2 separate regions of the Homo sapiens genome follow, and region 2 is linked to region 1. A link is an interaction called in ENCODE POLR2A ChIA-PET data of the cell type or tissue named here. Cell type or tissue: MCF 10A. All regions are shown on one strand. Links, peaks and the distances in the headings refer to the core of each region. The heading gives the core; the rest is flanking DNA. Region 1 holds the start of LINC00683 (long intergenic non-protein coding RNA 683). Region 2 overlaps ZNF516 (zinc finger protein 516).

Region 1 (15,267 bases), core at 5,276-9,275:
CCAACGCCAGCACGACCGAAGCCTTGAAGGCGAGCAGGCACCCTCCGCAGGAGTGGTCTTCCGCCCAGAGGGCCAGGAATGGCATCCTTGCATCCCAGTCATGCTGGTTCCCCAGACAAGGGCAGGGGTTCCAATTGGAATTTCTTCCTCCATCTAGGAAGAGAGGACTTTTGCGATTGGTATATTCGGACCGGAGTATACACTCACCCACATTCAGTCTGGGTGAAGTGGGAACACTGGAAGGCAGAGGGGGACTGCGTGGTTGGTTCACTTTCTGGGGTGCCAGGTAGAGTCCCCTCTACCCTGAAGGTGCCTGCCTGCACACAGCTCTTTGAGTTGGACATCACGGGAGGGAATCCTTTTTCCGGTGAGGCAGGGTCTCAAGACAAGCACATTCTTTCATTCTTTCGCACAGGTCCGATGGAGAAAGGGGGTGGGGCCCCAGGTTAAAATGTGCCGCTGAGTTACACAGAGAGGCAGAGGGTGCCATGAGCCCTGCCCAAAAGCTCATGGCTGAGTGCATGTAGATGATGGGTGATGTCTCCCTCCCCTGAAGTCCCATGGAACACACGTCCATTCCAGAGCACAGAGGAGGTGGGGTGGCCAGGGTGCGATGGGGCGGGAGAAGGTGTTGCCTGGAGTGGACTTAGGAAAGGTGGGAGGAGATGGAGCAGATGGCATTGAAGGGGAATTGTGAGAGAGCCGGGAAACGCGACGATGGTATTTACCTGGCCAGGGCACAGGGAGGCCTTTATCCTGCTGATATTAGTCTGCTCCCTGGACCCATATCCCCTCTTTCCAACTGCCTTAGTCTATTTTCAATTGCTTATAACAAAATACCTGAAACTGGATAATTTATAGGAAAGGGAATTTATTTCTTCCAGTTATGGAGGCCTCTGAGAAGTCCAAGCTGGAGGTGTGGCATCTGGTTAGGGCCTTCTTGCTACTGGGGACTCAATAGGGAACACCAAGGCAATGCAGGGCTCCACATGGAGAGGGGGCTGAGCATGTTAACATGGCAATGTGCTAGCTCAAGCCTCTTCCTCCTCTTCTAAAGCCACCTGTTCCCCTCCCGTTATAACCCATTAATCCATGAACCCACCAGTCCATGAAGGGATTCATCCATTCATGAGGGGGGTGCCCTCTTAAAGGCGCCACTTCTCAGTGCTGCCACATTGGGGATTAAGTTTCAACATGAGTTTTGGAGGGGACATTTAAGCAGGAACGCCTCTCTCCCTGCCTTGCTCCTGCCAAACTTGTAAAACATTGCAATCAACTCTGAGAAAAGGGATGGAGGCAGGGGACACGAAGATGTTTCTAAATGAGACGTCTTTCACAGTGGAGGGAGGTAGAGCAGAAGGGTTAGGACTCGGGCCCTGGGCCAGGCGGTCTCGTGCAAGCCCCGCCTCTCCCTTACTAGCAAAGTTGTGAGGACAGCGCCTGCACGCAACACTTGCTTACTAACTTGTAACTGTTATTACAGAAAGCGTGGAGCCAAACAGATGGCAGAGGCCCAAGGAAGAGCGCGCTAAACCCGAAGTAGATCTGATTTCACATCTTGACTTGGCGATTGTTTAGCTGGGTCAGGGTAAATGCCTCACTGTTCCTCGTCTGTAAATGAACACGGGTGCTGAGGTTGGGGTGAGCGCCTCACCGAGCCTCAGTTTCTCATCTGTAAAATGGACACCTGTGCGCGCCTCGCGGCAGGGGCTGCTGAGCACGCGGATGGGTCCTCTGGAGGCTGGGCCGCCAAGAGGCGGCGGCTGCACCATCTGATGCTAGAGAACGAGAACCGCAGTGCGTGCCCGACACAAAGGGAAGGACAGGGGACACTGGAACAGGGGAGACGACATGGAAGAAATCTGGGGGAGCCAAAAGCCGCCATGCCGAGAAGGGGGTCGGAGGAGGCGCGGGAGAGAAAAGCCCAGGGCTGTACACTCGCATCCCTCTGCTGCCGGCCCTTCGGGTACATTCAAATACTGGGCATGAGTCCCGCAGACAAGGCTTTGAAAGGATATTGTTCTCCCATAAATAGAAGTGAAGGTGCTGGAAGAGGCACGAGCAGGAAAATTATGGCTGGGCTGTGGACATCTATGGAGAAGACAGACTTGTGTGTCACTGTTGAGCAAAGGAGAGCCCTGCACACCTGCCCAGGGAGAAAGCACCCTGCCTTGGGCTACTTCTGGCTGCAGAGCCAGCCTGGCACATCCTGCAGTTCCTCCCGTCCAGACTCAGTAGCAATTTTGACGCCTCCTTTTTTTTTTTTTTTTTTTTTTTTTGAGACGGAGTCTCGCATGCCCGGCTAATGTTTTGTATTTTTAGTAGAGATGGGGTTTCACGGTGTTAGCCAGGATGGTCTCGATATCCTGACCCCGTGATCCGCCCGTCTCGGCCTCCCAAAGTGCTGGGATTACAGGAGTGAGCCACCGCGCCCGGCCGACGCCTCCATTTTTATAGGCACCTGAGCCCCCTGTTTTCTTTGCTTCCTTTCGCTCTAGAAAAAAATGTAAGCAATTTGAAGGCAGTCATCGTCCCTCACCCAGCTACACATTCATATACGTAGATGCAGAAACAGGTGTAACTTTAGGTTATAGGAGAAAGTACCTTCTAAATTTGCAGCAAGAGGCAGAAGCAGTCTTAAAAAGGGGGTTTGAGAAGCCAGCAGCTCAGTCTCAGGTTGTCTAGGGATCCCTTCCTGCCATGGTAGAAGCCTGAATTTTCAGATTTTCTCCAAGTATAAAGATAAAAAAGTAAATGAACCAAAACAGTTCAAAATTAAGTTGATATTATTTAAACACTTCATTATATATTCTGGTTTCTCTTCTGATTGCATAAAATCCAAAGGGAAATTCTTTGCCTTCTGGAAATGAATTTGTCCAAAGGAATCTCTAGCCTTGAATTTGTACCAAAAAAAAACACCCTAAAAACATATGAGTGATCAGCTGGCCCTGTTGGGGTCTTTCTGGCTGGAAGATGAATAAGGAAAGGCACATCTGACATTTCATTTCACTGACATTTTATTTTGTTCTCAGTCTTTTTTTCTGTTTCCTCAAGTACATTTTCTGCTATGATGCTGCAAACAGGCACCAGGATGAGTCAGACCCATTTAAGATTGTTGAGCCTCACAGGTTTAGCGATTTAATTACGTGTTTTGTGGGATTTGCAAGCTGCGTGCAATCTCCCCGCGTGCCTCAGGTCCACAAGTGGCAGTGGCCCTTGTCTCTCTCTGGTTTTGTTTGGTGGTACATCAGGCCAGTCTCTGGAAGCCCGGAATTGAGGATGCAAGCATGTTCATGCGCGTGGTGTAGGATCGACGGGGAAGGAAATCGCTGGAGACCTTCCGCTCCCTCCTCCACCTGGGGCTGGGCCGTGAAAACGTGAGTGGGATACAGTGAGGGTTTGTTGTGTGTGTTTGTTTTGTGAACATGTTGATTAAGGGTGCTGGCCAATCATATAGAAAGAAACATCTGGCAGGCACTTGGAAATGTGGAAGGGGTGTTCAGGGCAAAGGACCATCCAGTTCGCCAAGTCCACAGAGGCTGATCTTAACGGCAGTCTCCGTTACAAGATGCTGTTCAAGATGCTGTTCTAGATGCCAGAGATATTGCAGGAAGCAAACAAGTGCTTGGGACTCAGTTTCTAGATGGGGAGGCAGAGGGACCAAGGCAGCGACGCGTCTGTCAGCAGTGAGGTGCTAAGAGGTAGGAAGAGGGGCATGCAGAGGGGCAGGGAGTCAGGGAAGGTGGAAGGGGGATGGGAAGGGCATTGGAACAGGGGGAGGGCCCAAGGCTGTGGGGGAGAGGGCTTAGAGCAAGGGGACCTGTGGTGCTGCGGTCCCAAGAGCGGTGGTGACCAGTGCACGATGTCATGAAGATACTAAGAACTGCTGCACTGTAAACTTTAAAGTGGTAGATGTCATGGTATGTGAATTGTATCCCAACACAAAAAAGTGATTCATCATAAAATGGTTGAAAGCAGTTTAAAAATATTGAGTGATATAAATTTAAAAATTAAAACCTCTTGATTCCTTCACTGACTTCACCTTCCTCATTGCTAATTTCCAAAGGGAAATCATGTTACCACTGTGCAGAAACCTTCTAGGACCAGTAAAGTATATATGTGAGCATCTTTTTTTCTTTTTGGCAAAAATAGGATCAAACTTTAAGTGGTGTTTTGCAGCTCGCTTTGTTTAAGGGACAATAAACATCTCCATGTCAATTCAAGTGCCTAACTGTTAAAGAAGTGCCTAGTATCCCATTGTCTGGCAGTCCTATCGCTTACTTAAGCAGCCCTTTATCAATGGACACTTAAATGTTTCCAAAATTTTGCCATGAGACTCTGAACTGAATATGCTTGTGCCGGCATCTCTGTAAACTGATGCAAGCATCTGCGTTGCATGAATTCCTGGAAGTAAAACTGATGGGCCAAAGGACATGTGTGTTTTAGATCTTGATAAATATTGCCAAATGGCTTTCCAAAAACTGTTCCTAATGGACAGGGTCCCAGCGGTCAAGCAGGCCCCGTTTCCTCCTACCCTGCGGGCTGAAGTCTTCGTCCTCTGAAGAAGTCTCCAAGACCACTTGACTGGGGGTGATGGAGAAGGCAGGGTGTGGGGAGATGAGCCTCAGCCCATCATGGCTTGAGCTAGGATGGCTGTATTTTCATTTGGATATAAACTGTAATTCTGATAACAAGGTTTTTGAGCAAATAATTCTGCTTTAAAAAAAAATAAGAAAAATAGGCCGGGTGCGGTGGCTCACTCCTGTAATCCTAGCACTTTGGAGGCCGAGGAGGGCGGATCACCTGAGGTCAGGAGTTTAAGACCAACCTGGCCAACATGGTGAAACCCCATCTCTACTAAAAATACAAAAATTAGCCGGGCGTGGTGGCAGGTACCTGTAATCCCAGCTACTCAGGAGGCTGAGGCAGGAGAATCGCTTGAACCTGGGAGGTGGAGGTTGCAACGAGCTGAGATCGTGCCACTGCACTCCAGCCTGGGCAACAGAGCGAGACTCCATCTAAAAAAATAAATAAATAAAAAAAGTTTAAAAAATAAGAAGAAGAAAAAGAAAAAAACATGTTTGGAAACCATTAACAGGTTCTCCTAAAGCCATTTTCCCTCTCCCTTCCAGAGTCCCATTTAACCCTGCTGTGGCCTCCAAATGGCACCCAAGGAGCTTCATGCCAGCATTCACACCTGTGTAGCCCCATTTCACACCTAACAGAGAGGACCTGTGTTACCACAGGTAATGCAGAATGATGGTATTAAGGACATTGCAGCTTCCGCCTTGTGTGGTCTGATCTCCCATTCTGGAGTAAGATAGCACTGTGTCCTGAGGGCAGAGGGGCAGCCCTTTGAGACCCCAGGTGAGGCAGAGCCGGCCTGGAAGTCACCCTTAGGCCCTCAGCCTGACCCACACCATGCCTGCGGTCTCGTGGGAGACCTTGAGCCAGCACCACCCCGCTGAAGTGCTCCTGAATCTCAGCCTGCAGAAACTGTGTGAGATAACCTGTGTTGATTGTTGTCTAAGCCTCTAAAGGCCGGATGAGTGTTAGGCAACAATGGATAACTAGTAGACCTGGACTTGTGTGGTTCGGGGTCCTAGATGCTAAAAATCTGGTTTTATGCTTGGATTTAAACCTACCTCTGCCTCTGCCCCGTCGGAGGTCCTTGGCATTTCCTCCCGGGTTAGGACACCTAGCCCCAGGCATCTCCTCTCATGACCTTTACCAATGTGGTGACAGTTCAGATGAAGGTCCTTGGCATGAACAGGAGTTGTAAGGATGGATATAGTGACTCGGTGATTGAATACTAAACCCAAATTTAAAATAAACGTGGGTCATTTGGTCCTATAATCTTTGAAAAAGCAATTATGTATAACGGCAGAAGGTTTCAGCTGGATGTCAGATTATACGGATCTAAGAGTCAGTAGGAGGCCAGAAGAGTGGGAACTATTCTTTTCAATGTGATGGTGGGAAGCGAAAACAGAGGGCTCTTTTTTTGTTTCTTGGTTGGTTTGTTTACTAAGGCATGGAGAGGTGAGCTTGTGTTGTGGGAATAAGAGAAGGGATTCGTGGGAGGAGATTGAAAATGCAATCTAGAGAGGGTCATGGGTGGAGAGGGGTGCAGAAAGATGGGGGTCAGCTTGACTCTTGTGGTTTCCCTGAACTCTGCCTCATTCTAGAGATAACTGGGGTGAACTGGTGTCTCAGTGGGACTGTGGAATCCACAGGTGCAGAATGAGGTGCTTGTCCAGCTGAGGTGGGTCTTCCTGGAGTTGGAAGCATGGATGTACAGGAAGCCCTGTCACCAAGGCTGGCAATTCCACCTGAGGATCAACTCGAGAAGTGGCCATCAGAAACCTGTGACGATGAACCCGTGGCTCTCCTTTTGCCTGCTGCACCCCAAGTGTGGGGACTGTACTTGGCACACAATAGGCATTTAATGCACATTGAATGGATGAAGTCTGAATGTGGTTGCTCAGAGTTGGTGATTACCGAAGTCAGAATGGAGGGAGGTCAAGGGGCTGTGTCTTGAGGGAAGAAGGAAGAACCTCGTGGCAATGGCTGAACTGGGAATCCAGAGGTAAACTGATCCAGCATGGGGGAGGGAGGCTTAGGGTCTGGAGATGATTTAATAAGAGTAGCAGGGCCCGAGAGGGAGGCAGCAGGAATGTGGCTGGAGGAGCCTCCAGGAGCCCTCTGCCAGGGTCGTGAGAACCCATGGGCTGGGGCCAGGGAGATGAGAGGTGGAGGCTGGGACCATGGTGTCCTCTTCTTAATCAAAAGCTGATGCATTTTGTTTCCTCTTGAAGGTCTCAGAGTCCCCACAAATCCCTGCCTTGTTCACAACAGTTGGGGCTTTGTGCTTCTCTCTGAAATAAAACTTTTATCTTAAAAAAAGAAAAGAGAATGTATCCAATATAGTATATCATAATCACAGTATTGGGAACTTTCCCAACCCTGGTGGGAAGGAGGAGGAAGTCGTGGGTTCACTGGGGCACAGGAAAAAAATGCCAGAGATGTCCACCCCTAATTTTTTTCCTCTCCTCTTCTGGGTTTCTGTTGTAATGGATTGAAAATACACAGGAGATGTAATGCAAAACTTGGCTTTGATTTTTTTTTCCCACCTAACTCTTTAAAGGTTTGGAAAGATTTGATTACATGGCAGGGAAAGTAAAAATGTGGATGAGATATCCTGACGCTCAGGCCACATGACCAGGTGATAAGGCGTTCAGAGACTGCCAGCGGCAGCTGCTGGCTCAGGTGCGGCCTGTGTGGGAGGACTCGTGTCTCGGTGGTTACAGAGAAGCTGGCTTCCACGGTGTGAACCCGACTGAATCACAGGCCGCTTTTTTGTTCTCCCTCGGCCTTGGAGGGCCTGGGACGTTCCTGTTGCCCAACATCCTGGTGAGCTGAGAACATTCTGTAGATTAATTAGGTTCTCTCCTCTGGCTCAGCAGGTCTGTTCTAGCCATTTGACCAAAGGCTCTCTGATATTTTCTACCAGCCTTAGAACGACAGTCTGCAGATGTGTGCACATAAATGTCTGGGAGGAGCACACAGATACTGTGGGAGGAGTGGGTCCGGCGTAGCTATTGGGAGATCTCGCTCGTACACATGGCGCTACATAGAAAGAATGCCCTGAGGTGAAGGTGACAGCTCGGCAGTTTCTTAATACCCTGAACTTGAGCGTGGCCTGCGCTAGAGAAAATACACGGTGCTTCTTAAAAACAAAAGCCAGCAGCCTGCAAGAGGGCTGTGCCTGCGAGTTCCTGGGAGCAGGAGGGGGCTGTTCCTCCGCCCCTGGCTCCAGTTTCACCCAAGTCACTTCACAGCAGTTGGAAGGAGGTCACCAATTGTTGAGTGTAGGCGGGGGGCGGGGAGGGAGAGGAAGAGGGATGAAAAGGGAAGGCCCGGGTCAGCTGGGAGAGGAGCTCGCGGGCTTTCCGGCGGGCTGGCCTGAAGTGGAAGGGCCCAGGGCTGCCTGCCACCCTCAGATGCCACGCAGGTGTTGGGAGGGCACCCGTCTGTGGGCTCAGGGACGTGTTCCCACCGACAGGCACAGAACGGAAAGCACCTTGGGGGAGACGCCCTTCTCCCCATCTCAGGAGGGAGGCCGGGCCTGCAGACCTCCAGCCCTTCCCCAGCGCTCGCTGTGAGCTCCCCCCCCCCACCCGCCCCCCACGTGCTGGGGAGCAGGTCCGTTTCCCCACCAGTTTGCCTCTGGTCTTTGTGTTTGCTCTGAGGCCAGGCGCGCCCCCTGCTGCAGGCCTGGGCTCCTGTGTGGAGTTCTCCTTTCAGATGTTGCTAAAATGTCTTGAAAGGCTGCGGCCACACCAACAGACGTCGTCCGGCCTTCTTCACACGCAACGAAGCGCCCAGGTGGAAATGCATGTACCCGCGGCAGCTTCTCGGCAGCGGGCTTCCTGGGACGGAAGACACAGGCTCGCCCGAGGGAGACGGAAGCAGGGGATCTGCTAGAACTCAGCTCGCCTCCTCCTTTCTCAGCAGGGCAGAGAATCATGGGCTTGTGCTGACGAAAGCTCCAGAAAATGGACTCATTTAACCTTTCCAAAGATATTATCCAAGCTGCAAAATCTTGGCAATCTGAAGACCTTTTAAGTCGATATACCAAAGAGCTTTAGTCAGGATTGAATGCAAAATGCCAAAATTTCACTTTTAAAATCATCGTAACATCTAAATACAACCTAAGCACACTTGTAAACTGATGCCGAACAGGCACTTGGAGAGCCCTCCCTGCACCCCTTCCTCGCCCCCTCCTTTGTGCAAATGCTGTTTGCCCAGAACTTCAGCCACTGAAAATCCTGGGAACTTTCTCTTCCTGGCTGCCAACCTAGCAGTTTGGACTCACAGACGAGATTTTTAAATCACTGAGGGATTTAAGCCTCTCTGTGTCACAGAAAAGCGAACACCCTCCCAGTTGAAGGTGGCCCCAAAGATGCGGGCCTGGGACCCAGGACTTCTGCAGGAGAGTGGACGCCTGGGTGCCCCCCGCCTTGCCCTGCACATGGTAGGTGCTCAATAATTACACAATAAATATTCACACAAAGCAGTGATTCTGCCGAAGAGATCCACTGCAATGCACCTGGCTTCCTAGAAGCAATAAATGAAAAGCTTTTCTATTTTTTTAAGAAAAGAAAAGATTAATGAAGCCCTGACGTAGAGGCAGAGAGCTCAACAGAATCCAGTGACTCAAGGCGTGCGCAGAAGCAATTTGCTTCTGAAACTCTAAACACCGTTCTTTAGTACTTCCTGACACTCCTCAGCAGCAAGCAAATAAATATTTACATGTGGAAGGAGACTGTCCTTTGAAATGTAGGTTGTTCCATTCAGAAGAGAAATACGGCAAGGTGCCACTACTTTAGTGGCAACACGCGTTATTATTTATGTTTTCCAGTTTGAAAATCGTGCACTTTCTATCAGGACCCTTAAATGGTAAACACTGATTCCCACGTGAAGCGAATTAGTCCAGCAGCCACCCCCCCCTTGGTGGTTCAGGGACAACAGCATAAGCTTTGACAAATCACCCTTTGTTTTATGCTTTGATTACCTGGTGAGCTAAAAACAATGATAGTAAAAGCCTGGACCTGCCATGTATTCAGTCTGCATTTGTTACTCTCCCCTTTCTTCCATTTATGAGTTTGTTCCCAAAAGATTTTTTTAAAAAAATTCTGACTTGAGTAACTTTTCCTCTGATCTGATCTGTTGTCAAATTAGTGGGTGGCAGGAGAAAGCCAGTCACATGATATCATCGTTTCCTATTCAAACAGACGGCTTTTTTTTTTTCAGTAAAAATACTCGACTGCAAGACTATGAGTGTGCAGATAATTCTGCTGCTTACTCCGATTGGAGGTGTCTCCAGGGAGTTTCCAAGCACAGGAAGCATTCCTGCTCTGAGGTTTCGGAAGAACACTTTCAGCAGGATTTTGGGTCACTGAAATGAAAGTGAACTATGCTCTGTACAAATGTATCATGTTTAATTCAGGAGAAATTCATGCATTTCTTTGTTCTATAAATATTTACTGGCAGCTCGTTTTGTATAGGAGGCTGCCACCTCCCAAAAGCCCCCTGCTCCTCGAGTGGGTTGAGCCTGAAACCCCACATCCACAGACGTGCCCAGCGGCCTTGGGTGCTCAACACAGGCTCGTTCAGGTACGACCAGATAACGGGGCATACCTGGTCCCAGAGTTCAAGGGCTTGTCTTATTTTATTTTAAACATCAGACTCTAACTGCTTGTTTAATCTAAATGTTAGCAATCAACCTACAGCCACCTGAAATATGTGAGTGGTGTTTAACAGATGATAAAGATCATATATTACTTGCATGGAAAGAATGTAGAAATATAGGTGTCCCTTTTAGTCTTTAGTGTGTCCCCATAATCAATGTCCCCAGCTCATTAATGAAAAGGTCCCCTCCTCCTCCCCCATCGCTGCCCTCATTCCTATAATGTAAACAGCCACCAATGGCTCCTATTTCTTTGTTCAAACAAACAATAGCCTTATAACGAAGAAGAAAATTAGTATCAGGTGAAAGCCTCACTTCAGGGTGCTTATGGCTTTTTCTTTTTTCAGAATAACAGAGTACACCAGTCATCATAAGAAGAAAAATTCACATTTAAAGTTTGGAAAGCAACAGGACAAAGGTCTGTCTTCAGTGGTGCGTAGACATGCTCGTGATTGAATTGGAAATAGTTCTCTTTCCTTCTCTCTGACTTCCTAACTGAAAAGCTGCAGCGTGGGGAGAAAGGCTGCTCAGAAGCCTGGAGCCAGAACACGCACCCCGGCTTTTGCAGGGCCGGCTCACTTGGTTAGAATCAAAGGAAAAGCCTTGTTATTTGGGAAGCTGGGCGTCCTCACCAAATTAGGGGATTTAATTTGCAGATATCTAAGGAGTGCTTTGAAATGAAAGATGAACTAAAATCTGCTCTGAGGCCCGTGATTTTTCACCAGTGAAGGACTCTCTTGCTGCTGGACATACATGAAAAGCATCATCTGATCTGAAACGCAAGTCCCTGCAAGACAGAGGAGAGACTTTATAAACATTTTATACCATTCTATGAAATCAATTCGATTCAGGGCTAGAATTCAAGAAGTAATCCATGGGCAAGTATATCTGATGGTAAACCCAAACGATTATATTGTTAACCTCTTGTACTTTTTTTAATTTTTTATTATTTGATATTATTATCACAAAAGTCGCTGGAACAGGATCCATGAGCTGCTTCTTCACTGCTTAGTGTTTTCAGAAGCTGATGGATTATTAAGCTCCAATTGAATACTTGATTTCCAATGATTCCATTAATTTTTCTGGTTTGTGGTAGGATTTGATTTACTTATTTTGTACTTTAACACACCAATAAAAAATAGATACTAAGAAATAGTGAAATTTGTTGCTTCAAAATAACCCTTAAAATTTAGAGTTTAGTGAAATTAAGCAATTCAAATAGAGAAACGATTATCCTTCATTTCCTTAAGGCACAGAAATTGAGACTAGGTTCAAGAACCTTCATATTTTAAAAACTGGAAAATACTGGCTAAGTGAGGACTGGGCGGTCATCCTCCACACATGCTCTGTGTGCTTGGAGCGAAGAGGGGAACGCACTGAATGAGATGAACTGGAAGGAGGTGCAGCAGCGAAGGAAATCCTTCTGTTGGGAGAGTTCACGTGTTTAGGATAATCCTTCGAATAGGACGCAACAGTGATGTGAGGAGAAGCTTTGGAGCTGATTTAGATTGAGACAGTCTATCACAGGCTGTTTGGTTGCATCCCTTTGGGGCCAGTCTCATTTTAGGTCTAAATATGCAGGAATGGGGCTCTGGCTTCCAGAAGTTTCAGGCTGCAAAAGGCTGGGGCCACCATCTTTACAGATAATCCATTAGTTTGATTCTCTTGGGGGCCAGGAAGAAAACCAAGAACACTCAATGGACTATGGGACTCAAATAATCCACAGGAGGCGTTTGTAAAGGGGCAAAACTGTGTGTGCCCAGTAATTCTTGGAGCTCGCAATAGAGGTGGAGAAGCAGTGATGGGCCCCACAGCAGCAGGGGCTTGGGAATGACGGAAAAGAACAAAATGATGGAAGGACAGCTGGAAGAAACAGGGAAGCTTCCTTTTAACTGGATGCTGGGTCTCAGCCTTGAATAGTTCCTGGCCTTCGGAGGCCTTTTCTCAGGGAGCATGGCCTGGGGACTCCCTGCTTGCTCTGCTGAGCTTTCAGGGAAGGAGAAATGGGCAAGGCCAGAGGCGACCATCAGGTGCTCCGTAGGCACAGAGGCAGAACTCAAGGTTTAGCTTTACCTTAAGAGGGTGACTGCAAAGTGTGCTCCCTGGACCAGGGGCCTCGGCCTCACCTGGGAGCTTGCTAAAAATGCAAGTTGCTCTCACCCAGACTGAATCTAAAATTCTGGGTACAGCCCAGCAATCTCTGCTCACACTTTCTCCAGATGATTCTGGTGCAAGCTAACCTTTCAAAAGTCCTGGGTCCCATTCCCAGAGGCTGTGATTAAGTTGGTCTAGGGCTGTGGCCTAGACCTGGGGATTTTGGAAGCCCACAGGTGATTCTGTTGTGCAGCCATGGTTGGCAGGCTGTTCACGGTGCTGTTCAACAGGTCCTGCTGTGGGATGGAAAGGGTCTGTATCTGCACTGGCCAATGTGGGAGCCAGCCCTGTGGCTATTGAGCACTTGGCCCCTGGCTAGTGCAACTGAGGAGCTGAATTTTTCATTTCATTTACTTTTAATTAAGTTTAAATAGCTAAATGTGGCTATTGTCTGCCTTATTGGATAGCAGAGTTCTAGAACCACAGATAAATGTAATACTGTCCCTTTAGTTGATTTAAAAATCCAATGCCTCTGTAATCCTAGCACTTTGGGAGGCCAAGGTGGGCTGATCACGAGGTCAAGAGATCGAGACCATTCTTGCCAACATGGTGAAACCCCGTCTCTACTAAAAATACAAAAATTAGCCGGGCATGGTGGCAGGCACCTGTAATCCCAGCTACTCGGGAGGCTGAGGCAGGAGAATCACTTGAACCCACGAGGCGGAGCTTGCAGTGAGCCAAGATTGCACCACTGCACTCCAGCCTGGTGACAGACGGAGATTCTGTCTCAAAAAAAAATGCCTCACAGAGTTAAATATTTAAGTTGATAAGAAAAATGGTAGTCGAGTCTTTGAGGATTATTTTAAAATCCACTTTTGGTGATAAATAGATAAAAACAGTGTGGTAGGGCCCAGAAGTTCTTCCTGATTTCTACCTGTTGGAGCTGAATTCCTCAATTTTACTTGTAGGAGAACGGCTTCCTAAAGGGCACCTTACCCAGCCATTCCTGCATGCAAGTGTGTATGAGAACTGCAGGGGGCATTATATGAAAATCCAATTCCTGGGCTCTATCCCAGATGTTCCTATCCAATAGGTCTGGGTTGGGGCCCTGGAAACTGCATTTTTGGCAAACCCCTTACTGATTTGGATGCACAAGTTTCAAGGAACAGGCACTAAGGATCGCTGATGTAGAATCTGTTTGTCCATCCAGGAAAGCCAGAGTCACCACACTTGAGTAAATGGGTTTTGATGTAGGAAAGGTCTTTATAATTCTTTCATGAATTCACCAAACTTTAAAAACTGTACTATTTTTGGCTGGGCTTGGTGGCTCACGCCTGTAATCTCAGCACTTTGGGGGCCAAGGCGGGTGGATCATGAGGTCAGGAGATCGAGACCATCCTGGCTAACACGGTGAAAACCTGTCTCTACGAAAAATACAAAAAAAAAAAATTAGCCGGGCGTGGTGGCGGGTGCCTGTAGTCCCAGCTACTCAGGAGGCTGAGGCAGGAGAATGGCGTGAACCCGGGAGGCGGAGCTTGCAGTGAGCCGAGTTCGCACCACTGCACTCCAGCCTGGGTGACAGAGCGAGACTCTGCCTCAAAAAAAAAAAAAAAAGCGGTAGTATTTTCAAGACTGTGCTAAGCTGGAGGAGAAATCGGTGAACAGGGTTCAGTGCCTCCCTTTAACTAATAACATAAATACACTTCGTGTTGCTGTGTAGTTAATATTCGCAGCTGCTGAAGGTGCTGCAATTCACCGGGTGACTGCTGAAAACTCCAATCAGTGCCTGACTTATGTTCCTTTCCACACTGCACAGGAAGGGCCTTTTTGGGTAGTGTCTACAGCTGTTAACTGTTTGTGGGCTCAGCCTTCAGATGCTGTGTTACAGAAAGCCCTTACCGCAATCCTAAATGCTGCTTCTTTTATTAATGGTACTGTCATTTATTTAGGGCCTCCTGTATGTTAGGCAATCCACAAACATTGCACATAGCATGAATGTATTGTTCAAACTGAAATATTTTTGAAAGTAAATGGGGACAAATTAAAAATTCTTTCAGGACAGCAAAACTGTGGGACACACTGGGAGGTACTGTCACCTTAATTAGACATCATCATTACTGGGGGAATGAGAATTATGAGGTCACACAGCTAGGAAGGGGCCAAGGCCCCAGCATAGGTCTGTCTAATTCTATCCTGGGTTGAATTCTGTGCCCCAAAATTCATGTCTACCCAGAAACTCATAATTTGACCTTATTTGGAAATACGGTCTTTGAAGACATAATTAATTAAGATGAGGTCATATTGTCCACTGCCTGGCTAAGTATTGAAGGTGTGTCCCAACCTGCACAGGGTCCATTGGCAAAACCTGGGAGACTTACCGATTCCAAGTAGTTAAGGAAATCTCTAATTATTAGCTGATTTCTAAGCTAACTAAGGAGAGACTTCAGTGGCTATACATGACAAAGAATAGAGACTTTACAGAATTAGTTCAGAAAAGTCACTAAAGAAACAATTAGCTATACCTATAACAAACAACAACAAATCCTCAAGAGGGGAAAAATATTTCCAGAATTGTCACATTATATTATCTAAAATACCTAGTTTTAAATACAAAATTATGAGACATGCAAAGAAACAAGAAAATATTACTCATTCACAGGATAGGAACTGTCCCTGAGGAAGCTTAGACATTGGGCTTACTCAACAAAAACTTTGAATCAGCTATTTTAAATAGATTCAAAGAACTAAAGAAAACCATGTCTAAAGGTCTAAGGAAGGGATGATAATGCTGTTTCAAGAAACAGAGAATATTAAAAGTGACATATAAATTATAAAGAAGAATCAAATAGAAATTCTGGAGTTAAAAAGTACAGTAATGGAAATACAAAATTTGCCAAAAGAAAGTCTTAACAGCATACTTGAGC
Region 2 (15,267 bases), core at 6,154-10,153, 170 kb before region 1:
GTGTGCTTGCGCATGTGCTGCGAAAGCGAGCTCTGGAAGGGGAAGCTCTTGCCGCAGATGCAGCAGGTGTGGCAGGTAGCCTTGTCCCCATCCACCTCGTGGCCCCGGCCGGCCCTGGTGGGGCTGGGGCCTCGCCTCAGCTCCATCTCGGCCTCTCTGTTGCGATCCATCCGAAGGACGGGCGCGGCCGGTGGTGGCGGCACAGCTTTCTGTCGCGCGGGCTGCAGGGACCGTCCTATCTCTCCATGGTCAGAAGAGCCAAAAGACGTGCCTGCTCCCAGGAGGTGCACCTTCTACATGGGGGGCGCAGCAGCTGGCAGCCAGCACCTGAAACAGAGATGGAACATCATCAGCAAAGCTCCTGGCTAAGAGGGCACAGGCATGGCTGCGGGAACCCCCACATGCTCCCCAAAACATACCCATCCAACCCACATTAAGAAAAGCGGCACCAACAACACTTCACACACAGGCGAGAGCAGCTGCTTGCCTTAGTAAAAAATCAGTATCACTTAATTATCAATAATGAACTATGTTAAATGATTAACATAAATGTTAATGATTGTGCACCAAAATAATTTTCTTTTCCCAATAAGGTATCAAATCTTTAGGAGAGACTGTAGTACCAGAGTGTGTAGGAGTGTGAGGAATACCAGCTACTTAGCAAGACCATGTGGGAATTAGGGACAGAGGAAAGCAAGGTTTAGGAAAAGGGCAGGAATAAGAACAGGGGCCAAGTTCCTGGGCTGATGGAAGGTGAGCTGCACAGGTGGTGACAACAGTTGACGGCACTTCACACACACAGTCACGTGCCACTTAGCCAATGGGATACGAGCTGAGAAATGCATTGTTAGGCGATTTCGTCCCTGTGCAGACATCCTACAGTGGACACACACACCCGCAAGATGGCACAGCCCGCAACACACCTAGGCTGTATGGTGAAGCCACAGCATCCTCCTAGTGAGGCTGGGTCTGCTCCTAGAGATTGTGCCCAAGCCTGAAAACAGTGAGCATCAACCACCCTGCATGGCCGCCACCTACATGCCCATCCCACCCACCAGAGGGTGAGGAGGGCAGAGGCCCACTCCCTCCAGGCACACAGGCAAAGGGCAGCCTGCCAGAGAGTAGCTGTGTCCAGCACGGAACAGGCCCCCACCAAGGACGAGGGACGCATGAATCAAAATGCTTGTATCCAACCAAAGAGGCCTACATGGTGCAAGGAGAAAAGCAACTCTTCAGTAAAAACAGGAATCCCACCTGACACAGGGTAAGTAAGGTAAAGCAGCAGAACGATGAGCCAGTTAGAAAGGATGTGAGAGATGTCGAGTCTCTCAGGTCAGCGTCTGAGTGTTCAAGAGGGAGGGGCTGCACAGACAACTCCCCGGGGACAGGCTCTGCTCATCTGCTCATCTCTGCATAGAACAAATCCATTTCCTGCTTCCAAGGGTCCAGAGAGGGTCTCCCTTCTGGGGCCGGCTCCAGACCTGCACAGAGAGGCACCCAGATGGGCCATGTTCTGAAAACCCAAGTGATTTCGCATAGAAAGGAAGCGTGTTTGTATAAGCCTACAATCTCACACACACTAAGAACTCCTGCTTAAACATCTATAAAACCCAAAGCAGCTCCATATTTCCGGCTGGGAAGCACACAACACATTAACACACAGCTTCCATGAAAGATGACAGGGCCACCCACGAAAAGACCTGGGGTGGCAGCTCCCTGTTTGCTCCGAGTTTTGCAGCCTCCCAGGTTTTCATGGAAGCAGATGGGACACAGAAAAGAATACTGATAATAGACCTGAGGGGGTGAAGGGGCATGAGCTAAAAAATCAGTGTCGGTGTCAAGAGTGTCCCCATACCTCCCCCACGGGGGTCGGGGATTCTGAGCATTTTGTATTAATACTTCAACTCCCGAGGGCCCAGATAACAGCAAGACAGGAGCCTTCTGAAAAGACAGACCCCATGCTGTGCCCTCTCACAGGCAAATACAGCGCCAGGTAGAAACCTTATCAAGAATTATAGGCTTCACAATGTCTTTCCAGAAAGCCCCGCTTTGGAGGCGCCTAAGGAAACACGAGCAGCCTCAGCAGCAAATGAAAAGCAGCAACACAGAGGTTCTGCTCCTTCCTCCAGGAACGCACCCAGCAGAGCCATGCAACAGAGCGGGCATGAGAGAGATGCCCACCCAGAGGAGCCAAAACCCACTTGCTCCAATAAAAAACAACAATTAGCCAGGCATGATGGTGTGCACCTGTAGTCCCACCTACTCGGGAGGCTGAGGCAGGAGCATCGCTTGAACCCGGGAGAGGGAGGTTGCAGTGAGCTGAGATCATGCCACTGCACCCCAGCCTGGGTGACAGAGCAAGACTCCATCTCCAAAAAAAAAAAAACAACAACAACATTAAAACTTCCCCCAAAACTGGAGAAGTAAATAAGCTTACCAGGAAGATTTCTTAATGACCTTTTACTCCAAGCTAATTTAAATGATTTTGGTCTTGGCACTCATTGTGGATGGCTGTGTAATGATTTATGATGATTTTACAAGGCAAGTGATTCACAGGAAAGCCTCGTCCTTCCCCAGGCCCCAGTTCACTCCCCCACAAAAATGCTGAATCTGATATTCAAAGTATGAATGAAACACACTATTTATATCTAACTTAGTGACTGGATGTGGTATAAAAACCTTACAAGTGCGAACAATCATATAGAAAATACGTTTACAGGGAAGAAAAGAAAAACAACTAAAATCCTGGAAATTGGTGGCTCTGAAATAATTGTACAGACTCCCCTGGACCTCCAACGTTTGTCTATAAAGGATGTTAAATGTCAAGACACTTCTCCAGTTCGAGAGAATTCAACTGCCAGAAGCCAGCTCCAGAGACAGGATTCACCCAGGAGGAGCCCAGGCCTGGTCAGGGCCGTTAGAGACAGCCCTCGAGTGCAGCATGAAGCAAAAGGAGATTTGTTCTGTGCAAAGACTCACACCAATCACCAAAACCCTGTGCTCTAGGGCTATCAGCTCCTGCCTTCTTTCAGAGCAGCAGCTCCTGGGGTCTGCGCCCAGAGAAGCGGCCTCTGTGCCAGCCAGCTGTGTGCCAGCAGCTGTGCACCCGTCAGCGTGCAGGTCACAGGGTCATGGCCAACACAGGGCATTCAGCACAAAGTGCACACGTGCAGTTGGGAACCCTGGTCCCAGCCCTCATGCTCCCAGTCACCAGCCACATGCCTTTCTAGGCGTGTCCTTCACGCCCTCAACTCGTCCCCTCCTCTGTCAGGCACAGAGAAACAATAAGAAGAAGCCACATGTCACCGAAGCCCCTTGCAAATGCCTCCTTCTATAAAATCCAGTGACCCCCTCAGAGCCCACAGCATCCAGACCCCAGGGACATCCAGGCAAACACACACCTGGCACTTAGGCCCCTCTTCTCATCCCAGGCAGCTTCCTACCCTGCAGGTACCCTTCCAGGAGTGCTGGGGAAATACAGACACTCTCGCTCGTGGATCACCAGAGCCCCCAAATACAGCCCCATCTAGCCCAGCTCAGCAGCACAGCCTCGGCATCCTGGGCCATGACCACGGCTGAGCGGAAGATGGCACAGTATCAAGGAGCATGGCCCTTGTACATCTGAAAGGCCTTTGTGCCAGCATCGGACCCATCCAATCCTTGCACAGCCTTGACTCCCCGGTACCCCCGCCCTAGCTAGAGCCTGAACCCTGGCCCTCAGGCACCCGGTGACTAGAGAATGCAGTCTCCATTTCCTTAAACTCACTTAAAAGCTTTCCCCGAAACTTGCAGAGCCCTGCAATTTACAGGCAGACGTTCAAGGAGCAGCATCCACGATGCTCTGCGATCAACAAAGCAAGCTCTTCCTTCTTTCCTATTTCCTGCTCACTACCTCTCCGCCTGTCCCATCTTTCAAAAATAAGACCTGCTGTAAATCCCTGTGAGAACTGCACAGGATGTGTTTTTAGACTTAAGAACATTGTGAAGGGAAAGATACATAAATGTAGAAATAGAAAAAGTGCTGAGACAGTAACCAAGTTAAGCCCAAACCGCCATTATCTGAAGGACACGTGAGCAAAGCTGCCTCTGCCCAGGGGTTGATTAAGTGATCCCCTCCTGATGTCCACAGTTGACTAGCAAAGTTTCTCAAACCTTAAAGAAACAGTCAAAAATTAATTCCCTGCAACGAACTCTCCTAAGGGGTTACTCAGTGGCCAAATCAAAAGATCTCTGTAATCATTCTTTTTAGCTGCAGGCAAAAATTGCTATTTAAGACAAGGGCATCCCTTCCAAAAAAAGAACAAGAATGCTGTCCTCAGAGCTTCCAACTTCAAAACACGCCATGGGCGGCCGCCCCAATTAGGAGGATTATTGGGACGTCAGCGGCCCTGCTGGCACGACGGGCTGTGCTTTAAATCCCGCCAACCCCTGTAAGCCAGGAGGGTTTCGATGGGATGCCTCCTCCACCTTTATCCTGGTCCCTAGTGGGGCGTGCCTCACGTAGGAGCAGCGCCGTGTGATAAAGTGCTACCTACCTCAGTTCCAGCCGCAGACATTTCCGTCCTGGGCTGCTCTATTCCACTTTCTCAAACGCACGCCAAATACAAGTTGTTCCAACTCTCCCTGTAACACACGGGCCTGGAGATAACCAGCCTTATAAAACTTGTGCATGTGAGCCTGCCACCCAAACCACAGGGAATACGGAAAGGTTCTGCAACAACACAGATGCTCAGAGCCAAGGTGGAGGGTACAGCATGTGTCCAGCTGACATGCAATATGGCGCCCACGCACCTCGGACGGCAGGGACCCATCTGAACACATGGTGTGCCTGTGTGTTCAATCACAGATTTGTTGTTCTGGTAAGATGTATTACAAACTTTTTCCAAGGCTGGAACTGGGAACATGCCAGACAAAACCGTAATTTAATTGTTTAGGCATAAATATGACTTGCTGACTAGGGTTTTAAAGCAGATTTCCAATGGATCTCTTGCTGTATGTGAGTGTGTGTGAGTGTGTGTGTATGTGTGTGTGTTTCTCCAGAGATGTAATCAACAGTTCAAGGCCACTTTTTTTAAATGCCTTATATAATTTTTGAAATAAATTTTTTTATTTCATTTTGAAAAACTTAGGTAACAATCACATTTATTAAAAAACAGGAAGTAAAATGTTTGAAAAAACTGTTTACTCATAACATAAAAATACATTGTAACGGAGAAGGGGAGAGTCTGAAGAAAGGACAAAATATAAAGTAGAAAATATGTAGCTACATTTTAAAACTAACCATGTAAACATCAAAAACATCTAAAGACATATATATTAAGGCTGCTGCCATACCTTTGGATATTTTTCTTTTTCTTTTCCTTGTCTTTCTTTTTTTGCCTATATCATACAATTGAAATTAAATGACTTTCTCCAGATTACTTACATTTGCTAAATTTGGGATACATTTACTCTGTAGGCCAGTATTTCAACTAATCAATCCCTTCTGTAAGTGAGGAAGAACTGCCTTTTTGACCTAATAATACAGAGCAGAAAAGTCACTTCCTGACACACGCCCCGGTAAGCTGCTGAAACACTTCCCGGTGTGAAGAAATGTGTACCCAGGGTTAACCCCACTGACACTACAGAAACTTCTTTAGAAACAAGCACTGCAAAGCCTTGATACAACACATACAGCCAGAAAGAAAACCATGTTCACAAAGCCAGGGGGTATGTACAGCGCAAACATAGCGGAAGCAGTCTCTGTCCACATCCCCGAGGAACTTCAGGTGACGGCAGGCTCCTTAGAGGTGTTCCAGTCCTAGGGCGGTGCGGTCAGGGGCTAACGAGGGTATCCCTGCAACAAGCACTTCCTGAGCACCTACCAAGTGCAAGGCCTCGTATCAGGAGCCAGAGAATCTAAGATGACTCAAAAAAAGCACCCGGCTTCAAGGAACTCAAAGTCAGACAGGGAAGCATACTATTATCAAAGCGTGCTGGCAGCGCACCAGTAAGACAAGGAGAAGTTTCCAGAAGGCCAGGAGGGAAGCGATTCACTATATTTGCAAGGATTGGCCAGGTTTTCCCCTGGGAACCTGAGGCTCACCTGGGAACCACACTGGTGTGGCTTGAATTCTAAGTACTTTTCATGACCCAAGCACAAAACACCAGGTCCTCCCTGGCTCCTCCCTCCCCATCTCAGCAGTGCCCAGTAATAACCCCACATCCTGTCGGCTGCACCTCCCAACTCACTCTTGAATCCATGTGCCCAAGTCAAGCCAAAGCCATCGTTCCAGAGCACAGATGGGGCCGGTCTCCACCAGTCTCCCAGCCCTTCAGAGGCTCCCCAAGTCTGCAAGATGAAGCCAAACTCTTCACCTTGGCTTCTCAGGGTCTGAACCCCATAGCTGCCCTGGACCCCGGTGTCTAGAGCCCTGAGCCCTACTCCGGCCCAACAGCCTCCCAAGTACCCATGCTCATGCTCTCCTCTGGCCCTCAGGCCTGCGTCCCTGCCCCACCTGTCATGAGGCTGACCAACCACCACCCAGGTACAGTACAGCCTTCCTGACCTCCTTCAGCCAATGATAAGAGTCTGGTGACCCAACAAGTTGTGAGAGGCAGCCAGACTACCTGGGATTAAAACCCAGTTCTGCCACTACCTGAGGTCAGCTGTGTGACCCTGAGCAAGTGTCTTAGCCTCTCTATTCCTCAGTCCATTTCTTCATCTTTAAAATGTAAATGATAGCAATGATATCTATTTTATCATACTCCAGTAAAATTTAAATTAATGCATACAAGCCACAATGTTTACTACACTGTAAATCTTCAATCCATCTTAGACGGGATTAATAAGTAATTGTTCAATAAGTGAATGAAATATCAGTGCAAAGGTACTTGGTCACTGGCAATGACAATACATGGTTTAATAAATGCAAAAGGACAAAATAGCAGCTAGAAAGCTGGATTCAAAATAGCTAAATAGGAACACCTCTATATTCACTGGGCCCTTATGGTTTATACAACAACAGGTTATTTAACACAATTAAAAAGTCTTTGACCAACACCTATAATCATCTACAACGAGCACATTCAAACATATTGTAGCTCCAGAACTCTTCGTAGAAATTAAACCTCAATATGGACTGGATATTACAGGATATTTGAGAACTACTGTTACTTGTGTTAAGCTGGTAATATAGGAGAGTGGTCTTATTCTTTGGAGATGTGTAATGAAATATTTAGAGTTGGTTTTTACCAAAGAGAAAGAGAGAGACGGAGAGAAGGCAAATGTACCAGAATGTTAACAACTCATGAAACTAAAGGGGGGGGGGTGTTTATTTCTAACTCTTTCCATTTTTCCAAATTTGGCAAACTTTTCCTAAAAGTTAAAAAAATAAATCCTACTTGCCACTCCAGTAACACAAAAGCAAAGCAGCTCTGAGGGACCTGGTAGGCCTCTTCCCCTATCTGCCCCTCCCCCTCCCCCACTCCCCACCCTCCCCAGGCCCCACAGAAGCTCCAGGGCTGTAATAAATGCAGGTTGGGAAACTACCTTTAGTTAACTCAAGTTTTCCAAAGAAAGTCAAAGAAAAATCGTCTGAATAATAGGAACCTGGTTCAATTGAAAAGCAGTGTTTTATTTTAAAAGATCGCTTTCTGATGTTTTAGAGGCTTGCCCAAAGCCATTAAAGAAACCCACCCACGGGCTCCAGTTGCAAAGCCTTCTGTGGCCAACACGAACTCTCCCGAACATCAGCCAAAATTCAGTGTATTCTGGCATTCTGAGTGTATTCTGGCATTCCTAACTATCCTTCCCAGCACTTGACGAAGTAAAAAATCAGCAACGCGGTGCAGGTTTCCTCTTCCTTATTTTCAACAATAATGTTCTGACCAGTTAAATATGGCGTTATCAGGGAAAAACTGTAAAACATCTTACATTTTAAAATAATAACTATGTCTCTGAATCGACAGGAAATCTTGCCATTTTCTGCCTGTGAATTAAACCAGTACAAAACAAAAGCTGAATGGTTGTGTACTGATTTCCCTACAACTACCGAAGTTGACCTTATTAAAACCTTATCCCGAAAAAGGCACCGGAAGGCTAACCAAATATGCTCTCGTATTTAGAGTCATTTCCTCAACAATCGAACGCTTAAAGTTGCGGAAACCAAGCAAAGCTGACTGGGAGACACCAGGGAGGAACAAAGGAGCGAGAGGAAAACTGAAAGTCCCGTTTCCTGCACCAAGTCCCCACAAGCAGCATGTGTCAGGGGAGGGAAGCAAAGCTGAAGTGGGTGCTGCTTTCCAAATGCCTATCTAGCTTGGCATTTTTTTCAGTTCTGGTTCATGAATTAACCTTATCGCGGTCCCGAAACAGCCCTGGCTCCCCCGACGCCATGTGGCTTTACTTATCCCCGTCTGCGTCCTCTCTGACCACCTTCCGGGGGCGGGGGGGGCACCGATGTCAGCCCGGGATGGATGTCCGCGGGTGCAGGGGGGTGACAGCCCGGTCCTGCGCACATCTCCGCTGACAGGGCATTCCTCAGGAGGGGCTGGAGTGAACGGGAGGAATTGGGGAGGGAGGGAAAACGCCAAAAAGCTCAAAGCAGACAGAATGCTTCCGATATTTACAGGGCTGTCTGCAAAGGCGTATGATGGCTCCAAAAGGCAAATCATAAAATCTAAAAGAGCAACTACGCTGGTGCGTTTCTGAAGGACGACTCTCAGACACGGTTGGTCCCGGCCACAGCTACTACGGGGTCGGCGCAGAAGCCCGTGCGTGTGCTGAGTGGGTGCAAGGCCCAGTTGGTGTTTGAGTATACTGTGTGTGTTTGTTCTCCGGGAAACAATGAGACGGGCTTCACTAGTTACACTGTAGTATTATGAACCATGAATTAAAATACATCATTAACATCCTGGACAAGCTTATCTTACTACTGAGACAAAAAGCCTATTCTCTCAACAAATGGGGGAAAATTCCATCACAACAATGAAGAGTTCCTCTCCCTACAAACCATTCTGTACACCAGTAACAATTACAGGCTTATAGTCCCCAGACTGGGGTCCCGAAGAGCCCCATAAAGTGATGCATTCACTATTGGGAGAGTAAGTACGGCCGATGACAGGCCTGGAGGCGGCTGCTGTTCTCAGACCAATCAATAATCCATTATGAACCAGCTACATTTCCACTCTAAGAAGAAGAAATGAATAAAAGGCGACCAGAATCGGCAGCATTCACAAGAAACTCCACCCACCTCCCCCACTAGGGGAAAAAGGACACAAAACGCCACTATCCCAGGGAGCAGCCGCCAGCAGCAACGCGGCCCCCTGACCACAACAGACCTGATGTGGGGGCAGCCAGAGAACAATGTGCTTAGGTCTTTCTGCTCAAAACATTTATTCTAGAGGTAAGTCTCCAGCCGGCTTTGTTCAGAAAACGAGGTAGAGTGAAGGAGAATGACAAAGCCCCATTTTCTAAAACAAAGGTTGTCTTTACATTACTTAGCACCCCCCAAATAAATCAAAGCAAGTGCCAGCATGCTAGTCCCCAAATGTAAGGAACTGTCCGTAATAAGGCTTTAGTACGCGAACTCTGATCCTTTAAGCACAGCCTTCTCCGGCTCTGCACCTCAGACCACGGGCTGGAGTCATCATGCTATTTATAGCCAAAATGCATATATGACCTAAATGTTATTCTTCCGCAAGTAGGTTACCTTTTATGCAGTTGTTTACCACAAACTGTCAAAAAACCCAAATTAATTCCTGGTCCAAGAGGAAAGAGAGAACTCCATCTTCCACCTAAGTTCAAATAGAAGAACATTTGCTAAGAGTAAAGACAGTATCACAATATATTCTCGAAGTCCCTTGAACATCACCAGTATGAAGCTGCCCGTGTGTCCTTTTACTGAAATATGACCTGGGGGAGGAGGGGCAGCTGAATACACAATCTAATTATGGATTACATTCAGAAAAGTCCAAGAAAAAATGAGGAAGGATACGGAAATTTTCTTTCCACAGTCCTTACCATATCCTGGGAAATTCAAGATAGTTCTAGAGACTTTTTAATAAAGGAGTGTCCGTGTGAAAATGAAGAACAGGGGGTGGCTATTTTTATATCAGAAGGGAAGGAGCCTCGTTCCCTTTCTTTTGCTCTCCAAAATTATTGCATTACTGTTACTTGTCATTTACTATTTACTATTTTCCAAGTCTTAATACTAAGTAGTTGCTTTGCCAATCACTAAAAAAGTAAACTTCACAGAACTAAAAAATAACAGGATCCAGAGCCTGCTCCATAATTTTCTGCAGATAAATGTGCTGTTTAGAGCCCCTTCGTCTGCCACAAAGAGCTGGCGTTAGGGATTTGGAGGTAAATCCAGGCTTCTGGAGCAGCCAGCATTGCTAGTATAGTTAATGATCTTGTCAACATTTCCATTAAGAGCCCCATTTCCAGAAGCTTAGAATTGCATCTCCCCCAAACCCACGGCTCAGATGAAGTCCTGTGGTCACTGAGGGGCCGCTCTCCTTCCCACAAAAACAGAACAGATCACTCGCTATTCATTACAAAAGCCATGGAAGCACTGGGTTTTCACTTTGACTCCGTCTACATCTTACACTACAATAGTTAAAGCTAAAGTTGCGCATAACTCAGAAACACTGAAAACCTAGGGAACACCAGAGAAAATGAAAACTCATCAATTTCTATCTTTAAAACAAATATGGAAAATCAGAAGGCCTTCGATGAACTGCAGCAAGAACCCAATTTAGAAGTGGCTTAAAGATTTTACGGAGCCTAAACTCAAAACTGTGGAAACTGTTAACTAATTCAGTGTCTTAATATAAAATTTCTTAAAATTTTTCTTAGAAATGATCAGCAGTGAAAACAAAACAATGGTGCAGAAACTCGTATTTTTTAACTGGGTGACACTTCCTAGTCATTACTAAACATGCTTTTTCGAAATTTCTATGAGTTATCATAAAATATATTTTAACTGAAATTTGTTTCTACAAATAAGCTGTATATACTATGCCATGTAAACCAGCAGCAAAGAACAATGTTCGCCTCCCAAACACACAGTCCTATTTTCCAACCACTTGATTAAAACCAACATTTCTCTCCCAGTATAAGAATACAGATTGCAATTAATACCTATCTGACATTCTCTTGTCCCTCTGTGCTTTTTGTGAAAGACCCTAGAAGTCCCCACCATCAAATGAAAGAAAGAACTGTGCCCAAGAATACAAAGAGAGATAATTGTATGCAGTAAGCCATAAGGCATTCTGTTAAACATTACCTTCCGATGTAGTGCTGTTTAGCACAGAAGTCAGCGCCCAAAAAAATCCCTTCATTAAGAGCTCATAGAGGAAAAACAAACACGTCAATAATCAATTTTACCAAATTCTAAGCAATTGCTTACGCATTTTTTGTTAAAAGAAAAAAACAGATACGCTGAAACTAAGAAGATTTTGATAGGATAGCTGAAAGGCGTATTGTGCAAGGAATTACTTAAGATTTTGTTTATCATTGTACAAACACCAATCAATACTTTAAGATGATCAAAATTACAAAAGGACAAATCTTTCCCAAATGCTTTACTATATATAGCACATGTACTATAACCAGTTTAAATTTTCCAGCTCCATTACTGCCAATAACGACTGTAACATGACCTAGTTTATCACTAACATACACAGCACCTTTGAAAGCAGTTGGCTATTTCAGCTGCTTAAGGAGAGTGATCTATCAGAGAATGTTTACAAAGAGCAATTCCTGACAAAAACATGATGTCACATTTCCATAGGATTTACCCTGCACTGCCTGTCTAAAAATATTTTTTCAAACACACTTAATGACACATTACTGCAAGTTCCAGGCTTTGAAGATAAAAGAAGATCTATTCTTTCCTTGCAGGAAACAAAAAAGGATAAACAAGCAAAATTCCACTACAACTCCCTGTAACAATGTTGTTACATTATTCAGCTACAAAAGTTAAGAAAACTTTGCACCTGAAGTGATCATAAACAACCTTGCAGAAATGAGGGTGGGCACATTTTTCTAAGCCAAAACATCTTGCCCAGCAACAGCTTCTGGTAAAAATAAATTTAAAACGTAACAAGGCATAATGTTTAACTTCAGAATTGCCAACCCCCGCCCCATCCCCTTGGTCCCCAAAGAGGACAGTTATCTACCCTTTATCCCAGCCTGGGTTATATGGGAATAAACTGTCACACTTTAATGGGGGAAAGCTGTCCTAAGTCAAACAGAAAGACAAACAGCAGTCACACAGTTGCTTTGCGAACATTTTCCAAGAACTCGAAGACCATGACACTAATTCAGTGACTACATCTGGATAGTCCGTTTGGTCACAGAAGGTCCATGTTTGAAATTAAGGTCAGAACAGTCACGGGTTTACGCAGTGGAAGAATGCATTCATTCTACAACCACGGTCATTTTTCCTCTCTCTTTTCCTGCAACTTCTCTCCTACCCCAACCTGGAGGCACACAGCAACACACACAACCCTAGACTCCTTTTCTCTGATTTGTCCAATGCAAATGTTGTGAACAGTTGTGCAAGGCACTGCTCAGGGACAGATGGAGGCTGGAAAGGATCACTGCCGGCACAGGTGGGGGACTTCAAGGACTCAGGCCCACCTAGGCCTCCCTGCTCCCATTCAGCAGGGTGTAAGCACAGCCAAGGGCAGACAGGAGAGCCAGGAGAAGCCCCTGGCAGCCCAGGCTTGTGTTTCCAGATACTATCACATCTGATTCAAGAAAATTACATTCACCTTCATGAAAACAAACCACAGAAACAAGTACCTGGTGAAAGAAGAGACTACTTATAAACTTACTCTCAACAGGCACGTGAGATGCGCCAATGCAAGTCTGTGTCACAAAGAGTCTGCACTTACACACGTGACACGCTACACAGAGCTCTCCATGCACAAACCTCTGTGGGAGAGAAAGAAAATGAGCATGTGTGTGCAGCTTGCCCACCGAACCAAGGTACTGAAAAATGACTCCAAAGTGTGCTTCCACCTCGATTATCTAAATGAGCTGCTATTCCATTATTCTTTAATAAACACAATTGACAGCCAGAGAGACCATTGTTACCTCCCTGTTCCCCTCCCAGAGACTGGGCTCGGCATCCTCAAACAGTCAGGTATCGTCTGTAACTCAAGGAGGATGGTAGGACCCATCAATAATGAGATGCCACCAAACTCACTCCTTCCTTTGTCACTCCAGATAAAGACAGCATCAGTGCTCGCCCCTCTTCTCAGGAGCCCTGGCGAACGTGAAACAATAGATGCTCACTTTAGCTCACGCTCCTGGCCTGACTTCTTTGGCAGCTTAAACTGCTCAAGCAGAACCTTTTTCTGCCTTGCTAACTCTGGGGCGATGAGCAGTAGTGCCTATTCAGGGACCTTGCTGCAAAACAAAATCTGGATGACTAAGAATTGGAGGCAAGAGAGATAAGCACGCTGGAGACCTTGCTCAACTAAAGGCCCCAAAATCTTGCTTCCATTTTATCCATCAATAACTAAGGAGACTGTCATCCACTTAGCTGGTGTTAAGTCACATAAACTAGTGTGTTAAAAGTCGGCTCAGGGATTAGCCTATCCCGGCCAGCCTTCTGGGACCCACAGCTTCAAGCTAAGGAGTCCACCCAAGTCCAGAGCATCAGGACGCCCTCAATGTGCTTTGTAACTTTAGCCTGCCATCCACAGCCCAGGCTTCCTCCCGGGAATGTGTGTGTGGCTCATCCTCACTGGGCCACACAGTCAACCCCGACGGTCAGAATGAAGGCGCAGGTCGAGACTCTGCTGCTGCATCTTTATCTGGGTAACGTAACTCAGAAGGCAAAACTCACTGATTCACATGGGGGCTGGGGGGTGGGGGGGGGCCAGTGGCTCCATCCTAAACACAAATACTTTCTCAGCTTTACACTTAAAATCCTTTTTCCAAGCTATTCATGCAAACATATAATACTGCTTTCAATTTCTTGTTTTACGTTTACTCTGAGTTTTGTTGTTTTCCAAAATCACTTTGCTGCATTAAATATGCATCTGTTATATTGTGCTGTGAGGCTGGGTAAATCACGCACAGGTACCACCTGTTTTATCTGCAACAGTGGAAGCCACAGAAAGGGAAGACCACAGGCTTCAGATTTGTCATCAGGCTAAATTAAGCTGACAGCACAGGAGAAGGGTTATGCAGCCTGCCAGTAAGACAACACGCAGTGAACAAAAAGACATTCCCTTTTAAGCGTGTGTAGGTATATGTTTATTACACCACATGTATGTGGCAAAGAAAATGATCTACAAATGCTCCTTGCATGTAAGATTCCTTTCTGGAAAGTTCTCAACAAGGAGCTTCAGGATTTATAAACAATTTTAAGCTTTCTCTCCTTCTTAAACTGAACATATCTCCACTTTTGATAAGCAGAGCCATATTTGTTTTCTTTGAGAAGGGCAGTTATCTCAAACTAGTTCTTAAATCCCTTAAGGGAAACTACGTTAACTAAATAAGAAATCTTCCAAAACTAAATCCAAATGCAAAATCATGCTTTAAAGAGGGATGTGGGCGGCGTCTGTAATGCCAGCTCTTTGGGAGGCTGAGGCGGAAGGATCACCTGAGCCCAGGAGTTCAAGACCAGCCTGGGCAAAAATAACAAGATCCCATCTCTATATAAAGATTAAAAAATACAAATTAGCCGAGCGTGGCAGCGCATGCCTGTGGTCCCAGCTACTCAAGAGGCTGAGGCGGGAAGATCCCTGACGCCGGGGAGGTCGAGGCTGCAGTGAGCCATGATCATGCCACTGCACTCCATCCTAGGTGACTGACTCACATCCTGTCTCAAAATAAAAATAAAAAAGAGTGATATGGGGGCAACTCCCACCACTGACTTGGGTCTCAGGGACAGAAGGGTGCCAGAAATAATCAACATTTTTTTAAACCCAAGGAGGTTCCCTTTGTAAGAACATGTCGATCCAGTCTTGGAATCTAGCAGGAAAATTCCTTTCCATGCCACTCTCTGAAAGACAGCTCACTAGGACACAAATGGAAAATACTCTTTTACTTCTGCAGAGATAAGCTTCTTCTCACCTTCAAGGCCCAATGTACTTTGCAGCTACTTATTTGCAATGATATCCACCTCGGCTGGATACGTTTGCCTCACACATCAGGCGCACCATGGTTTTAAATACGCAGAGGGCCATTTTTCTCCTGACACTTCAATGCCATCATTTACTTAGCTAATAAGTGCCACGGTAGGTCCTCAGTTAACATCATCT

What was found. ChIA-PET counts read pairs that join two places held together with the same protein. Peaks named below come from ENCODE experiments on the same cell type or tissue, not always from the same donor. Only the 100,000 strongest peaks of a DNase experiment are listed, where the experiment ranks them.
Region 2: POLR2A ChIA-PET joins it to region 1 with 10 read pairs; 3 of 35 experiments call an interaction of 5 or more read pairs at or near these places.

The regions. Positions count from the first base shown.
Region 1 is chr18:76,612,161-76,627,427 of GRCh38, forward strand. LINC00683 (long intergenic non-protein coding RNA 683) reads left to right here and starts at 7,617. Exons shown (of 2, transcript NR_120419.1): 1 at 7,617-9,034; 2 at 10,597-11,399. It overlaps LINC01927 (long intergenic non-protein coding RNA 1927), which reads right to left. Exons shown (of 5, transcript NR_110784.1): 5 at 10,621-11,036. RefSeq lists an enhancer at 1-121. In MCF 10A, for the core only: a CTCF peak has its summit at 8,247 (motif pointing left); DNase peaks (open chromatin) are centred at 7,371, 7,821 and 8,261.
Region 2 is chr18:76,442,885-76,458,151 of GRCh38, forward strand. ZNF516 (zinc finger protein 516) reads right to left here. Exons shown (of 7, transcript NM_014643.4): 3 at 1-327. The coding sequence starts at 170. Among named protein-coding and RNA genes, the nearest start is that of ZNF516-AS1, 41 kb to the right of the region's middle. RefSeq lists enhancers at 3,214-3,792, 3,793-4,371, 4,372-4,949, 5,835-6,336, 6,337-6,836 and 2 more and silencers at 13,211-13,290, 13,311-13,370. In MCF 10A, for the core only: no CTCF peak of the experiment used is centred there; no DNase peak of the experiment used is centred there.